Linked DNA regions of Homo sapiens: region 2 is linked to region 1. A link is an interaction called in ENCODE POLR2A ChIA-PET data of the cell type or tissue named here. Cell type or tissue: Caco-2. All regions are shown on one strand. Each heading gives the region's core, and the rest is flanking DNA. Links, peaks and the distances in the headings are about the cores only.

Region 1 (5,360 bases), core at 63-5,062:
CGAGGAGCCCGGGAAACCCCAGGACAGAGCATCACGCCTCTACTGTCACCCCCGCCTCCCGGTGTTTGGGGATGGCACCGTGACTGGCCAGCAGAGCCGTGGGCAGACCAGGCTGCCACCTCCCCAGCCCCCCCGCCGACCAGTGGCCAACCCCAGACAGAGCCTGTGCCTCAGCTGCCTGGGAGCCGAGTGTAGCCTGGGCTCCAGCCAGGGCCAGACCGTGTGGGCCAAGGCCAGCCGGGAACCGGGCTGAGGGCTCTTTCCTCTTGGCAAAGGAAGTGCTGTGGTTACCAGCCCAGGCGGAGGCAGCTGGGGGCCAGGGAGGGGGTCTTGACCTAGACCTCCTCAGACCAAGTGCCCCATCCTGGCACTGCCTGCAGTGGCACCTCCCCTACCTGGGGCTTCAGACTCATGTGACGTAGTGCCATCATGCTCCCAAGGTCGGTCGTGGGCCCGCCATGGGGCTGGTAAGAGATGGAGCATGACCAAGTCTAAGTTGCTGGTCCAGGCCCATAGCCCCAAGTGCTCCGCTGGGGGCTGAACACGGCCTGTCCCCACCCGCGTGCATGGTCAGGGCACCCTGGCCCCACACAGAGCCTGCCTGGGGCCGCTCTGCCAGGCTTCCCATCAGCTCTCATCACAGGAGGCAGCATGAGTTTAGGATGTTCCTGGGGAAGGGACAGTAAGCGGGATGCGGTGTCAGCGGGGCCACCGAGGACTGCACACTGGCCTCCAGTTGGCTGCCCCCACTGCCCAGCCGGCCCAGGCCGGGTTTGCAGCTCTAGATCCAGACCGGGCTCTGGCCCCAGCTCCAGGGCCACCTCAGCTCTGCCCAAGATGCTGTAGAGGCCTGGCTTGGGCGGCCGGCTAGCTGAGGAAATGGTTTCGGGAGACAGCAACACCAGGAGGGCTGTGGCCACCCCCAGGTGGCTCAGGTCCTCGGGCACAGCCCCATCCCTGGGAGGCCAGTCTGACCCGGAGCCCAAGGTCCAGCCAACTAGACCAGGAGGCAGGCTGTGCCTGGACCTGCTGTCCCAGGGTGGCCCAGCAGCGGGAAGACTGGGGAACAGCTGCACAACAGCTGGGCTGGAGTCTCGGTGCCCAGTGAGCCTGGCCCCGGCCCAGGGGTGCTGTGTGGGGAGGCCGGCACACAGTAGGTGAGAGCTGGCCACATGGGCTTACAGCAGAGGTGGCCCTAAGTGGCCAGGACAGCCGATGGGAACTAGCCTGCCTCCTGCCAACCTGTCTTCCAGGCTCCTTGCCATGGATGGCTAAGAAGGGCAACACATGCTGGGCAGCCTGAGGGGTACAGAGCATGCTGGGGCCCTGGAGCCCAGGACTCCCCGGAGAGCCACTCCCTCTGTAAGGGTCGGTCCAGCAGCCGTGCCAGCAGCCCCCATCCAGGGTCCCGAGGACCCACACAGCAGAGGCTGGGCCTGGGCAATCGGATGGCCAGGTGCCCACTGTGCCCCACCCCACTCTCCTGCCAGGCTGACCCTGCTCCGCCCTGTGGCACCAGACTGAAGGCAGACGGAACAAGAGGACGGCAGGGCCCGGGAGCCGGGAGAGGCGGGCGCGGAGCCGGCAGAGCGAGCATTTGTTTTGAGTTAAGTGAGCCGCCGAGACAGCATCCTCCTTTTCTGGAAACTGTGAAATGGGTTGTAAAAAAAAAAAAAAAAAAAAACGCCTCGTTGAGATGGCGGCAGCTCCAGAGAAGCAGCGAGGCCCTTCCCAGGCTCCCGGCTCCCGCTGCTTCCGGAAGCCCAGCTGCCGGGCTGCTGGCATGGGCCTCCCCGGCTCCGAGTCTGGCGGCTGCACCCGCCGCCTGCGTCAGCTCCCACCCCCGACCCACACCCACTCAGGCTCCCCTCTTCCCTCGGCACTGGCTTCCGCTCCACACCTTCCCCGCTCCCCACAGGGCCCGCCCAGGCGGGGGACACCAGGAGTGGCTGGGAACGGAGTGATGGGCGGTCCCAAGCACACTTCCCACGAGCCAGGCTCCCAAGGGAGCTGTGCAGGACGGGAGGGGAGGCAGGAAGGAGGAGCAGCCCCCCTGCTGGCCCTGCCCCACATTCCTCATTCCGGGAAAGCGCGGGGAGGAAGCCGCCCTGCACAGGTTCCTGCGTGGATGCAGAGGGGAGGTGCAGCCTGCTTGGAGGCAGGGGTGTAGCATCTGACCATTTGGCTGCCCAGAAAGAGGAATGAGGGACGGGGTGGGGAGACCAGGCTCTGCCTGGGGTGAGAGGCCACTCTGGGACCTCCGCCCGCACCAGGAGACCAGAAGCTGCTGTGGCAGGGGCTAGAGGCCCAGCCACATGCCACCCCAGTGTGCAGATGTGGCTGGGAGACAGGCAGGTGCATGCTGGGTGTGCAGGTGTTTGCAGGCTCAACCCCCAGATACAACCCAGTGATGCTTCCCCCACCCTGGCTGCAATCACTAGTGGTCCAGACTCGAGATGTGGGGTGCACCTCACACTTGCACACACTCACACTTGCACACACTCACACTTGCACAGAGGCAGGGGAGGGACTGTGTGTGACTCACGGGGTGTGTCTGTGCAAACCTGTCTCTGGGCATATGCACGTGACTATGGGTGTACACACAAGGTCTGACTGTGCTACATGTCTGGGATGAGTGGCTACACACACACACACACACACACGTACACACACACACGCACACACGTACACACACACGTACACACACGTACACACACACACGTCTGTGGGTGTGCGCACCTTGGCAGACTCTGTTCTCGGGCATGGGAGCCACACAGCTGGGCAAGTCCTCAAAGATGCTGCTTCCCAGGGCTCAGGCCTCCACCAGACTTATCCACTTACTGACCTGAACCTTGGCAAGGGCTCTTGGCCTCCGCTGTGCAAAAGGTGGCATTGAAGCGGCACCGGGATGAACAGCTGCCCTGGGTCGGGGCATGTCCCGGCCCACTGGTGGTAGAGGGGGGCCTCAGATCTCCATCAAGTTGCAGCTCCAGCCCCCCAGCCCACTGCTGCATGGGAACCAGACCCTGACCCGGCACAGCTGCTCAGTTCTGAGCTGCGTCTCCTGGGGCAGTGAGACCCCAGACCCTAAAGTGGCCCTTGGGAGTCTTGTAGATTCTGGCGGGCAGCCAACAGGTCACGTGGCCAGGCCCAGCTCCCCTCTGTGGTGGAGAAGCAGGACCCAATGTTTCTCGGGCTGTCCTGGAACCCTCTCCAATCTGAAGCCCTCTCCAGGGCCCGCAAACTGTCCAGATTCGGGGCGGCGCTCTGTCCCGACTGCACACCTGCTGCCACCAGATGTCCGTCTGTCCAGCACTGCTCCCTCCACACCTGGTGGACACGGGGCCCGCCCTGCTTACTGTTGCCTCTTCTGCCCCCACAGCCTGGAAGTGTCTGAGGGTGCCTTGGCCCCCTGGGGCCACCAAACCTCCCCACCACCTGTGGCTCCACGAAGGCAGCTGGACAAGTGGAGACTGAGGCGGGCACAGGGAGAAAGGAGTAACAGAGAAAAACGAGGTGCGAAAGGATGGGAAGCAGTGTGGGGGCAGCGAGGGAGGGGCTGCAGGGAAGGCCAAGAGCATGCAGCCATGGGCTCAGCCCGGGACCTGCAGCAGCCTGTGGGAGGGGCGCCCGCCCAGGAACAGGAGCACGTCACCCGGGAAGCCCCTTGGCTGGCTCAGGAGAACCTTCCAGAAGCCTGCGCTGGCCCAGAGGCAGCGTCTCTCAGGCCTTAATAGGAAAACTCTGTGGTTGCTGTGTACCCAACCCAATCAGCGTGGAAACGGCCCGGAGGTGATGATGACAGGATGGGCTCAGCCACCGACAGCCCAGAACTAATAAAAGAAAAGGAAAATCGGATATAAGTCTGGTTCTTATTAAAAGGGTAAATTTAGCCCTTTGGCTAGGGCGGGGGGGGGGTGGCCGACGCTCCCCATGGCGTCCCTCCTCGGTCTCCCTCCCCTGAGAGCTCTGTGCCAAGTGACTCAGAGCAGCCATGGTGGGGACTGAGGGTGGGGCACAGGCAGGCTCCCTCTCTGCTTCTCCAATTCTTCACACCTTCTCCCATGTCTCTCACCCGCTCTCCTGGGCAGGCGGGTGGCCAGGACCTCCCCTTGCCCCTAAGACACTCTGGAGGGCTGTGGGGCGGTCGGCCAGGGGCGTGGGAATGCAACCAGGGTGGTCAGCGCCACTCCCTCGGCGCCGCCCCCCGCAGCTGGATGAGTCTCCTCGCCCCAAACTGAACGCTTCCCATCCCACCATCTTGAGACAGCCAGCTGCGGGGAGACGGACACCCCGGTGAAGATGTCAGGGGCACACGCACGCACACCCCAGCCCAGGAATCCACCCTGGCCCTCGGGTCCCTGCAGAGCAAGGGAGGCCACGTGGACACCCACCTGCCCTCCTACACTCCGGCCTCTCAACCGGAGCCCCCACCCCCTGCCCTGACCCTGGACATGTCCAGTCTAGCTGTGGACATGCAGGGGACAACACGGCAACGGATGGGGGTGCAAGGCCTCCCTGGGCACAGCAGCCATAGGATGAGCCCCGACAGAGCCGGGCTGTAGGGAGACTCTAGTGCTCTTGGCCCTGTGTCCACATAGCCATGTGGCCCTGCTGGCCAGCCTCTCCCATCCTCCAAGTGGACCAGCCACAGGCTGCGAGCGTGCTCCTAACTCCTGCCACCTGGCCCAAACAGGCGACGTCAATGACACAGGCTCCATGCCAGAGCAGCTGAAGAAAGGTGGGCGGAGGCAGGTGCAGGCTCGGGATGGCCAGGGGGGCAGGCTCTCACCCTCCTGTGTGCTCACCCATCCTTGTGGACATGTACATGTGCATACACCCATCCTCATGGACACACACACGTACATACGCGCATACACCATCCTCACGGACACACACACACGCACATACACCCATCCTCATGTACACACAAACACGCACACACCCATCCTCATGGACACACACGCACACATGCACACACCCATCCTCATGGACACACACACACACACACACCCTCAATGGACACACACACACGCACATACACCCACCCTCATGGACACACATACACGTACACACGCGCATACACCCATCCTCATGGACACACGCATAGACCCACCCTCATGGACACACACACACCCATCCTCATGGACACACACGCATACACCCACCCTCATGGACACACACATATGCACATACACCCACCCTCATGGACACACACACGTACACACACGCATACACCCACCCTCATGGACACACATACACGTACACACGCGCATACACCCACCCTCATGGACACATGCACACACGCACATACACCCATCCTCATGGACACACGCATAGACCCACCCTCATGGACACAC
Region 2 (5,360 bases), core at 308-5,307, 440 kb before region 1:
CAAAAGCAACTTACTCTACGTTTTACCATTTCAAAAGTCAGGATACTATTGCAGTCAATGTGTATACATTTAACATGGGAGTACCTCCCTTTTGCCTGCCAAGTTTCAACTTTAAAATCAGTGGCGGTGCCGATTCCCAGCGGAGGAAAGTGAGGAGGAATGGAGAGGGCAGGCACCTGGGGAAAAGGAGAGCAGCAGATTCCAGGCAGTGAGGGAGACGGAGGGCTGCCAGTGTCCAACACTAACAAAATGCAGACCATCTATGTAATTTTAAAAGTTTCTAAAAGCCACGTTAAAAGATAGAAGAGGAGGCCTGGTGCGGTGGCTCACGCCTATAATCCCAACGCTTTGGGAGGCCAAGGCGGGTGGATCACCTGACGTCAGGAGTTCGAGACCAGCCTGGCCAACATGGTAAAACCCTGTCTCTACTAAAAATACAAAAATTAGCTGGGCATGGTGGTGCATGCCTGTAATCCCAGCTACTCGGGAGGCTGAGGCAGGAGAATCGCTTGAATCCGGGAGGTGGAGTGAGCCGAGATCGCCCACTGCACTCCAGCTTGGATGACAAAGTGAGATTCTGTCTCAAAAAAATAAAAAATAAAAATTTTAAAAAAAGGACATTTTTTTACTATTTTTTGAGATAGGGTGTCGATCTGTCGCCCAGGCTGGAGTGCAGTGGTGGGATCATGGCTCACCGCAGCCTCAGCCTCCTGGGCTCAAATGATTCTCCCACCTCCACCTCCCAAGTAGCTGGGACCACAGGTGCACACCACCGTGCCTGGCTAATTTTTTTAATTTATTTTTTGTAGAGACGGGAGTCTCACTATGTTGCCCAGGCTGGTCTCGAACTCCTGGGCTGAAGGGATCCTCCTGCCTCGGTCTCCAAAAGTGGTGGGATTACAGGAGTGAGCCACACAGCACCTGGCCTCAATATTATTATGTAATCCAACATATGCATACAGAATATTTCAACATGTAGTAGTCAATGTAAAGTTATTAACGAAATACTGTACCTTCTGTCCTCCAGCCCCTACACGCACACTTTTTTTTTTTTTTTTTTGAGATGGAGTCTCGCTCTGTTGCCCAGGCTGGAGTGCAATGGCGCGATCTCGGCTCACTGCAACCTCTGCCTCCTGGGTTCAAGCGATTCTCTTGCCTCAGCCTCCCGAGTAGCTGGGATTACAGGCGCGCGCCACCAGGCCCTGTTAATTTTTGTATTTTTAGTAGAGACGGGAGGTGAGGGGGTTTCACCATGTTGATCAGGCTGGTCTCGAACTCCTGACCTCGTGATCCGCCCGCCTCGGCCTTCCAAAGTGCTGGGATTACAGGCGTGAGCCACCGCACTCGGCCCCGCACACTCAGTCTTAGAAGTTTGATGTGCATTGCGCACTCACAGCCCGTCTCAGGTGGACTGGCCATATTTCAAGTGCTCAGGAGCCTCGGTGGCGGGTCGAGTCGGGAGGCAAACCCAGCTGCTGCCTTCGGAGTGAAGCAGCGCCCAGGGTATTTCCACAGCTGTGTAACAGCTGCGAGGTCTCCTGAGCCGACCAGAGCATCTGAGAAGCACCAGAGAAGGGGCAGCGTCACAGGATTTGGCAACCCGTGGGAAAGGAAGGAAGAGATCGCACAGGGCAAAGGGCCGCTCCCTGAAGGCCTTAGCGGGGAGTACCTTTCCTGCGGCCGCTCCACGCATGAGCAGCGTCTTCCTGGGGCCTGGGAGCCGGCAGGTCCCCGGGGCCCAGGTCCCGCCCCTCCCGCCCGTCTCTCCAGCCCCATTCTCCTAACCACCCGCCCTGTGCTCGTATCCCCTCCGAGGCTTCCTCGCACTGTGCGCACGATTCCCATGCCCAGGCCCTGCCGCCATGCCTCGGTGAGTGTCTCGCGTGACCTCGCGGAGCGCGTCGGACCGGGCCGGCTATCCCACACCGAGCCCACCGCCGACCCTAGGCGGCCAACCCCACCTTCCACGGCCGCCGCCGCACGCTTGACACGCGCGCCGGAAATTGCGTCACCCCAACTTCCGGTCCGGGGGCCGGGGGGCGTGCCAGTTGGGTACGCGGTCCAGTCAGAATGCAACACGAGGGGTTTCGGAAGCGCAGCCGCAGCTCCGCCCCTAAACTGGGAACTCCTCCCCACTGCCACGTTCGACGAAGGAACGCGCAGAGTGCGCGCATCCCTTGGCCAATCAGGAGGCGCAGAGTCCGTGCTACCGAAAGGGGCAGCCATTCCAGACCCGTGGAAGGTGCAGGCGAAAGCCACCAATTAGAAGCCAAGGCAGAAAAAGTTCTTGTCGGGAGCCAATGAGAGGCTAAGAAAGACAGCGAGCGCGAGGTCCTCGGCCAATCCCGAACGAAGGCCAGGGAGCACTCAGGAGCGTTTCCGAATCCGGGGCCAGGCCTGGTGTGAGTGTCCAATCCGAGAGCGGCAAAGACGAGCCTCGAAGTCCGCCGGCCAATCGAAGGCGGGCCCCAGCGGCGCGTGCGCGCCGCGGCCAGCGCGCGCGGGCGGGGGGGCAGGCGCGCCCCGGACCCAGGATTTATAAAGGCGAGGCCGGGACCGGCGCGCGCTCTCGTCGCCCCCGCTGTCCCGGCGGCGCCAACCGAAGCGCCCCGCCTGATCCGTGTCCGACATGCTGCGCCGCGCTCTGCTGTGCCTGGCCGTGGCCGCCCTGGTGCGCGCCGACGCCCCCGAGGAGGAGGACCACGTCCTGGTGCTGCGGAAAAGCAACTTCGCGGAGGCGCTGGCGGCCCACAAGTACCTGCTGGTGGAGTTCTGTGAGCGCCGGGCCTGGCGGGCGGGCGGGGCTCGGGGCCGCTGAGCCAGGCTCTTGGGACGCAGGCACGGCCCGGCAGCCCCCGGGGTCGGGACCCCCGGCGCGCCCGGAACTGAAGGGCTCCCTTGCTGCCCGCCTTGGGGGCCATGTCAGGGGCTCCCTGGGGGTGAGAGCCGGGCTGGGAGCCGGGGGGCCGTCCCGATGCCCGCCCTGCGCACGGCAGGATCTTCCTGTTAGTGCGAGAAGAACAGGATCGACCTGTGTGAGCAAACAGAGCAAGCCAGTGTCCAGCCTTGCCGAGTCCTCCCCGGGGGCCGACCCGGAAGGCGCCCCGCTCCTGCCCACCCCACCTTCAGCTTGCCACAGCAGTCCTTCCGATGGTGTCTCAGAGGAGAATCCCAAGCCTTCCTCACGTCCATAAGGATTTGAGCTCTGTCCCTGGGGTGGGAACCTTGTGCCTGACACAGCTGCTAACTCTATTGACAGATCGTCTTATTCTCACCCTAAGCAACTCAGGGTCTGTGTGCACGGATGTGCATCTCATACTCACAGCTAGTGCTGGTACAGGCCGCCACGGTCACTTCTTCACTTTTGTCTGTAGTCTTAAAGGGAAAGTCTAGGGGAGATCCTTGCCTTAGTTGCCTGTGGGGAATAAGAAGTCAGCAACCATTGAAAGGTTTGTCTGGCTGTGCTGATGGTGACATAGCAGAGTGGGGGCTGGTGTTGGTTGGTGGTAGTTTGTCGTTCACGGCCTCTGTCCTGATATTGCCCAAGAACACCAGGCTATCAGCTCAGCCTTGTGCGTTAGGAGGGGTTATCTTGGTGAGTAGATAAGGTTTTTATGAAGGGAAATGCCAGAGGAAAAAGGGAAGCACTGCTGAGGGATCAAGGCTGCTTTAGGGATCAAGGCTGCTTTCTAGCATCTCATTTCCGCTTCCAGATGCCCCTTGGTGTGGCCACTGCAAGGCTCTGGCCCCTGAGTATGCCAAAGCCGCTGGGAAGCTGAAGGCAGAAGGTTCCGAGATCAGGTTGGCCAAGGTGGACGCCACGGAGGAGTCTGACCTGGCCCAGCAGTACGGCGTGCGCGGCTATCCCACCATCAAGTTCTTCAGGAATGGAGACACGGCTTCCCCCAAGGAATATACAGGTGTGGCTGTGGCACTGCCCTTGAACTGTCTTTAGAGAGGGACTGGCCTGCCGACTTGGAAGGGCAGGGGCAGCTGTCTGAGCGGTGGGGAGGCCGGGTTCCAGAGGCTTGGAGGGATCCCGTTCCTCAGGCCGGGTTCTCTGTCCACTTGTGCCCTGAGGGTCTTGTGAGGAGTTTTCATCCTGGAAGAACCTTCGAATGGAGAACCTGTCTTGTCTGGTGCCATCCTGGGGGCGGCTGGCTGAGGTCTGTTTGGAGACTGACCAGCGAGGAGAGGGAGACTGGTGCCTTTCTGGCCACATGGGCTGTTTGTGCTGCCCCCTGTTCCTAGGAGCAGCAGCATGGCTGTAGCTCTCGGGGTGACACCTGCTAGCTGTCGTGTGTAGCGTGCCAGCTGCCGCGTCACGTGCTTGCGTGATTTCTCCTCGCATCCTCTCTGTGAGGCGGGCTTTTCCCAGACAAAGGGCTGAGGCTTAGAGCAGCTGAGTAACAGCATCGAGCCTGTCGGTAGCAGACCTCGAATCCAAGCCCGCCCTGCTCCGTCTGTAGCACGGGCCCTCAGCTGCTCGTCTGCCGCCTCTGAAGCTGCCGTAGTGGAGGCCGAGCCCCTGTGTAGCCAGATCAGTGACGGTGGCAAAAGAAAACTCGTCTATAAAACCGGTTCTGTGGCATGTCAGATGCTCATGGTGGGTAGCCCGAAAGCAGCTCATTCCAGTGTTAGCAGGGTTCTCCCCTTAAGCAGGTGTGCCCTGTCCTGTTCTAGTGGCAGCAACTCCGTGGTTGCCTCTCACTTGGCTGTTTTGATGTTTCCTTTTGTCCCCTTAAGCAGGTGTGCCCTGTCCTGTTCTAGTGGCAGCAGCTCTGTGGTTGCCTCTCACTTGGCTGTTTTGATGTTTCCTTTTTTTTTTTTTTTTTTTTTTTTTGAGACAGTCTCGCTCTGTCGTGCAGTGGTGCGATCTCTGCTCACTGCAACCTCTGCCTCCCGGGTACAAGTGATTCTCCTGCCTCAGCCTCTTGAGTAGCTGGGGCTACAGGTGTGCACCACCACGCCTGGCTAATTTTTGTATTTTTAGTAGAGACGGGGTTTCACCATGTTGGCCAGGATGGTCTCGATCGTGACCTCGTGATCCACCCGTCTCGGCCTCCTAGAGTGCTAGGATTACAGGCGTGATTGATGTTCTCATTTTTTACTCATGTTCACTTTTGGAACGGGAAGTGCTCTGTCCAAAGTCACCGTGGTTCTGTCACTAACACTCAGGTTTGCAGATGAGATGAGCACTCCTAAATCCACTTGTCACTGGTGACCGTCTTGTTAGCACTGGTGGAATCCTTCTACATCTGAATGGGGTTTTCCCGATTCGGACCAGGGAGTCAAGTTCTAGGAGGGAAAAAGGAGAGGCATCATTCCTTAGCCTCAGTCTCCCAGGAGGAGGAAGTTTC

What was found. Peaks named below come from ENCODE experiments on the same cell type or tissue, not always from the same donor. Only the 100,000 strongest peaks of a DNase experiment are listed, where the experiment ranks them.
Region 2: POLR2A ChIA-PET joins it to region 1 with 11 read pairs; 2 of 35 experiments call an interaction of 5 or more read pairs at or near these places.

Annotation. Positions count from the first base shown.
Region 1 is chr17:81,416,114-81,421,473 of GRCh38, reverse strand. The region is part of intron 2 of BAHCC1 (BAH domain and coiled-coil containing 1); the gene reads right to left. Among named protein-coding and RNA genes, the nearest start is that of MIR4740, 18 kb to the right of the region's middle. RefSeq lists an enhancer at 3,669-4,618. In Caco-2, for the core only: no CTCF peak of the experiment used is centred there; a DNase peak (open chromatin) is centred at 1,963; H3K4me3 peaks cover 1,088 bases.
Region 2 is chr17:81,857,741-81,863,100 of GRCh38, reverse strand. It overlaps P4HB (prolyl 4-hydroxylase subunit beta), which reads left to right and starts at 2,566. Exons shown (of 11, transcript NM_000918.4): 1 at 2,566-2,774; 2 at 3,714-3,920. The coding sequence starts at 2,630. It overlaps LOC124904086 (a long non-coding RNA gene), which reads right to left and starts at 1,991. Exons shown (of 2, transcript XR_007065950.1): 1 at 1,962-1,991. RefSeq lists silencers at 2,446-2,665, 2,876-2,975. In Caco-2, for the core only: no CTCF peak of the experiment used is centred there; DNase peaks (open chromatin) are centred at 1,630, 2,260, 3,021 and 3,539; H3K4me3 peaks cover 3,345 bases.